Regions from separate parts of the Homo sapiens genome. Here region 1 is linked to region 2. The links are chromatin loops, found by intact Hi-C in ENCODE. Cell type or tissue: heart left ventricle. All regions are shown on one strand. Links, peaks and the distances in the headings refer to the core of each region. The heading gives the core; the rest is flanking DNA. Region 1 overlaps SNUPN (snurportin 1). Region 2 overlaps PTPN9 (protein tyrosine phosphatase non-receptor type 9).

The links. Peaks named below come from ENCODE experiments on the same cell type or tissue, not always from the same donor. Only the 100,000 strongest peaks of a DNase experiment are listed, where the experiment ranks them.
Region 1: a loop joins it to region 2, with 2.5 times the contacts of the local background. A loop is called at or near these places in 2 of 110 quality-filtered maps.

The regions. Positions count from the first base shown.
Region 1 is chr15:75,619,615-75,622,411 of GRCh38, reverse strand. SNUPN (snurportin 1) reads left to right here. Exons shown (of 9, transcript NM_005701.4): 2 at 1,356-1,518. The coding sequence starts at 1,361. Among named protein-coding and RNA genes, the nearest start is that of SNUPN, 4.7 kb to the left of the region's middle. In heart left ventricle, for the core only: a CTCF peak has its summit at 1,478; a DNase peak (open chromatin) is centred at 1,451; H3K4me3 peaks cover 951 bases; H3K27ac peaks cover 2,410 bases.
Region 2 is chr15:75,473,639-75,476,451 of GRCh38, reverse strand. It overlaps PTPN9 (protein tyrosine phosphatase non-receptor type 9), which reads left to right. Exons shown (of 13, transcript NM_002833.4): 10 at 2,685-2,763. LOC105370902 (a long non-coding RNA gene) reads right to left here. Exons shown (of 4, transcript XR_932482.2): 2 at 2,461-2,624. Among named protein-coding and RNA genes, the nearest start is that of SIN3A, 23 kb to the right of the region's middle. In heart left ventricle, for the core only: no CTCF peak of the experiment used is centred there; no DNase peak of the experiment used is centred there.

The DNA.
Region 1 (2,797 bases), core at 298-2,797, 150 kb before region 2:
AAGTTCTTCACACTACTGGAGCATTGACGTTACTTGTTAAGCAGCCTTCCACATCCTAGCTCTTTTCCAAGTGAGTCCCACATAAGTAGCCCTGAAACCTTCTTTCTGCCCACCCAAAAACAAAACACAACTAGAATATGAGGAAGTAACAATCAGATTTTTTAAAAAATAAATTATAATTTAAAATAATTTTTTACTTTTTTATTTAAAAAGTAGAGACATAGTCTCACTACATTGTCCAGGTTGGTCTTGAACTACTGGCCTCAAGTGATCCTCCTGCCTTGGCCTCCCAAAGTGCTGGGATTACAGGCATGAGCCACCTGTAATCCCAGGTCGCTAGAGTTTGTTTTTTTGTTTGTTTGTTTGTTTGTTTTTTGAGATGAAGTCTTGCTGTGTCGCCCAGGCTGGAGTGCAGTGGCACGATCTCGGCTCACTGCAACCTCCGCCTCCCAGGTTCAAGCGATTCTTCTGCCTCAGCCTCCCGAGTAGCTGGGATTACAGGCGCCTGCCACCACATCCAGCTAGTTTTTGTATTTTTAGTAGAGACGGGGTTTCACCATGTTGGTCAGGCTGGTTTCGAACTCCTGACCTTGTGATCCACCCACCTCGGCCTCCCAAAGTGCTGGGATTACAGGCATGAGCCATCGTGCCTGGCGAGTTTGGGGTTTTTGATTGCTTTTGTCTTCCTCCAGGGACCCTAGAACCAGTGTTTCCTCTGGAATTAAATTTTCATAATATGAGTTGGCACTTAGTTGAGAATTAAATAACCAATTGAATAAACTGCATGGAGAGTTATATTGGTTAATGAGTGATGGCTATTCAGGAAACTGTAGAGGAACTGCTCAGAAAAGGCCGGGCGCAGTGGCTCACACCTATAATGCCAGCACTTTGAGAGGCTGAGGAGGGAAGATTGCTTGAGCCCAAGAGTTCAAGACTAGCCTAGGCAACATAGGGAGATCCCGTCTGTACCAATAAATTTTAAAATTGGCTGGGTGTGGTGGTGTATACCTGTAGTCTCAGTTACTGGGGAAGCTGAGGTGGGAGGATTGCTTGGGTCCAGTAGATTGAGGCAACAGTGAGCTGTGATTGCACCACTACACTCCGACCTGGGTGATAGAGAGAGACCCTGTCTCAAAAAAAAAAAAAAAAGGAAATATCTGTAGGAAAATAATGTTATTGCTAATATATGACTCATTTACCCTTTAACTTCCTTTTGTCTCATGGAAACACTTGTGATTTTGCATTAAGTTAATTTTTTTTCAGGAATGTGGCCATCATATCATAACTGCATAACTGTCTGTATACAGGAGATGATATGAAATGAATGAACCATTTTCTTACGTTTTCCTTTGTAGGGAAGATGGAAGAGTTGAGTCAGGCCCTGGCTAGTAGCTTTTCTGTGTCTCAAGATCTGAACAGCACAGCTGCCCCACACCCCCGCCTATCCCAGTACAAGTCCAAGTACAGTTCCTTGGAGCAGAGTGAGCGCCGCCGGAGGTTACTGGAACTGCAGAAATCGTAAGGAAGCTTTAACTCCTTGTCTTCTTTCTCTGGGCTAGGAGCTATGAACCATTCCGAAGGCTCTAGGCTTGTCTCTACAGACTCTCCCTTCAAAGTAGACTCTTTGTAGGCTGATCTTCTTGCCCACAGGTTGGGAGGGGTAAATCCTGGCAGAGGTAGGTTTCTTTTATACCCAGAGCTTAGGAGAAGATGAGGAATTAGGGAGACACCGAAGTTTGAAACCAAAAGCTCAATTATTTGGTTAAGTTTTTCTTTTTTTCCTGGCAGCTGTACTGAGCTCTGTGGTTTAGGAACTTGCGAAAGCCACGCCCAGACTTTCACTCCCCACATTTCCTGGGATGCTTGTGTTTGGCTTCTGCACTCTGAATGCTGGTATTGGTGTGGTCTTCCCATCTGCCTTCAGCCCAAATGTTTCTGTGGCACTCTTGGGAGTTCAAGACAAATAATTCCTAAGGGAATCTGAGGAAATGTCTTCCATATACTTAATTCTAAGTGCCAAGATGTGCAAACAGGGAAAGAGGGCAGGATAAGAGTGTTTGAGGCTGAGCTACTCTGAAGGCAGGGCCGATCCTTGTATTCTCAATGCAGCATGGGCCTCTTCTGGGTCATAAATTAAGGAATTAGGGATCAGAAGAAACTACTAACAGCTGCATAGTTTCCATACAGTCTGCATTTTGCCCAGTGTTGCATCACTGGTTGTGTTTGGCAGAGATGGTTCCCTGTGGCTCTGGGTGGCTTGCAGAATACATTCCCAGATCATTCCTCTCCCCATTTTTAAAAATGTAGTTATCTTTGAATAGGTAATACATTTGTATGGTTGAAAATTTAAAATATACATAAGAGGCCGGGCATGGTGGCTGACGCCTGTAATCCCAGCACTTTGGGTGGCCGAGGTGGGTGGATCACCTGAGGTCAGGAGTTCGAGACTGGCCTGACCAACATGGCGAAAACTTGTCTCTACTAAAAATACAAAAATTAGCCCGACATGGTGGTGCGTGCCTGTAGTCCCAGCTACTCGGGAGGCTGAGACAGGAGAATCACTTGAACCCGGGAGGTGGAGGTTGCAGTGAGCCGAAATCGCGCCATTGCACTCCAGCCTGGGCAACACAGCTAGACTCTCTCAAATAAATAAATAAATAAATAAAATAAATAGAAGAGTATATGGTGAGGTCTTCCCATTTCTGTCCCCTAGCTATCCAGTTCCTCTCCTATATTATTAGTTTCTGGTGTATCCTTCCAAATATATATATATTTTAGACAGGGTGTCACTGTGTTG
Region 2 (2,813 bases), core at 37-2,536:
TCCCAGCTACTCAGGAGGCTGAGGTAGGAGAATCGCTTGAACGCGGCAGGCAGAGGTTTCAGTGAGCTGAGATCACGCCACTGCACTCCAGCCTGGGCGACAGAGTGATACTCGGTCTCAAAAAAAACAAAACTAAACTTTTAATTTAACCAAATGTGCTCTTTCTATACTATCTCTTGTTTCATTTAATGGTATCTGTGAATACCTTTCCATAGCAAAAAATACAGCTCTTACAACATCAACTTTATAGACTGTATAAATTATGGTATGCTATTATTTATTTATTTATTTTTGAGACAGGGTCTCACTCTGTCACCTAGGCTGGGTGACAGAGTGGTATGATCATGGTTCACGATCATGGCTCAATGCAGCCTTGGCCTCTCCAGGCACACACAGGTGATCCTCTCACCTCAGTCTCCTGAGTAGCTGGGACTACAGGCATGTGCTACTACACCTGGCTAGTTTTTGTATTTTTTGTAGGGACAGGGTTTTGCAATGTTGCCCAGGTTGGTCTCAAACTTCTGGGCTCAAGTGATCTGCCTGCCTCATCCTCCCAAAGTGCTGGGATTACAGGCGTGCGCCACTGCACCCCACCTGATACGTCATAATTTAATTAATCCTCTCTTATTGGATATTTAGTGTATTTCTAAGATCTCACGTTTTTGACATCATCCACTTCTGCAGAGAGGGTATTCCAGTATCATGTTAGTGCTTGCTAAAAGACTTAGCAATAAGGGTAGTAGAACCAGCAGACTTCTAGACCAAAATTAACCATTAGTACTGCCCTGCTTTCCTGAAAGCAGAGAGGAAAGAAACACCCAGAAAGTATAAGGAATTATCTTGAGTTGTTACGTTTTTTTTTTCTTGAGATGGAGTCTTGCTGTCGCCCAGGCCGGAGTTCAATGGTGCGATCTTGGTTTAATGCAATTAATGCAACCTCCGCCTCCTGGGTTCAAACAATTCTCCTAACTCAGGCTCCCGAGTAGCTGGGATTACAGGCACCTGCCATCGTGCCCAGCTAATTTTCATATTTTTAGTAGAGACGGGGTTTTACCATGTTGGCCAGGCTGGTCTCGGACTCCTGACCTCAAGTGATCCACCTGCCTCGGCCTCCCAAAGTGTTGGGATTACAGGTGTGAGCCCTGCGCCCGGCCGGTTACTGTCTTGATCAAAGTGGAGTTGGTAGCCCACAAGTATCTTCAAAGTTATTGCTGAGTGCTCAGCCCTGAGTGCTCAGCCCTGTGCAAAGGAGAATTTGGCCAGGTGCAGTGGCTCACACCTGTAATCCTTTGTCCTTAGGACCATGTTTAGTGAGATATCATTAATTCCCACAAAGTAAAATAATGGATGGAAGAGTATATAAATTAAATGGTCAACCTGTATAGATCCAGCTGTGCCATCAAAAGCAAAAGAGAAGAAGCTTCACAAGGAATGCGGTGGTCAGAGAAAGCTTCAAGGAAGAGGTGGCACTTGAAAATGGGTAGAAAATGAATAGCATTGGAGGTGACGGAGACAGCTTGAGCGAAAGAATAGAGGCCAAAGTGAGCATGGTGTGTCTATGTTCTGATGAAGTAATTTTTAAGAAAGATTAAACTGGTGGGGTTTCCCAGAGTAGATTGGAAGGGAAAAAGGCCTATTCAAAAAAGTAGACTAAGAGGGTGTTACAGTAACTTAGAAGATGACGTGGTCTTTGTGTCAGTGAAATCGAGCAGGAAGAACAGGATGGGGAGAAGATGAGGGCAAAAGAATAAAAACCAAAAACATTTCAAAGGTAAAAAATCTCTAGGATTTGGTGACTGACTGCTTCTGGGAGATGAAGGAAATGGGTAAGTCAGTGTTGACTTCACCTTTTTAAGACTGAATGATTTAAGAATGCTAGTATTGTTAACAGAGATAAGAAAGTTGCAAGATAAAGCTAATTTTTTTTTTTTTTGAGACAGAGTCTCGTTCTGTTGCCCAGGCTGGAGTGCAGTGGTGCGCTCTTGGCTCACTGCAACCTCCACCTCCCGGGGTCAAGCAATTCTTGTGCCTCAGCCTCCCAAGTACCTGAGACTACAGGCATGTGCCACCACACCTGGCTAATTTTTGTATTTTTCATAGAGATGGGGTTTTACCATGTTGCCAGGCTGATCTCAAACTCTTGAGCTCAGGCAACCTGCCTGCCATGGCCTCCCAAAGTGCTGGGATTATAGGCATGAGCCACTGCACCCGGCCAAGATAAAGCTAATTTTGAAGGAGGAGACTTAGTTACAGACATAATGGATCTGAGATTATGGGAAACAGAAGGTTAATGGTTTAGTAAGCAATCTGTGATTATAAAACTGAAGCTTAGGTGAGATGAAAACAGCTAGAGATTCTTACAGTTTGACACTGTCAGCCTGGATGTGATGGCTGAAGTTCTGATGATTAAGACTCTGAGAGGGTATGTAGCAGTGCTTCCCAAACCTACCTACGACTCACCTGGGGATCTCGTTGACATGCAGATTCATGTTTCTTACACTCTCCCATACGATGCTGGTGTGATTGGTCCACGGACTATACTGAATAGCAGGGATGTGGAAAGATGAGCAGGGAGCTAACCATCTATGGTTTGGAGTTACCATTGGGGAGTAAAACAGAAGCGCCTACAAAAGAAAAAAAGTGTTTCCCAGAGTCATGTTTCTTGTCTTCTCCTTTTATTTCAGGTCCTTTGGAGAATACCTATCGTGATTTCTGGCTCATGGTATGGGAGCAAAAAGTCTTGGTGATTGTCATGACCACCCGGTGAGTTAATCCCTTTTTTCCAAAGGTCTCCACCTCCACTCTGTCCCTAG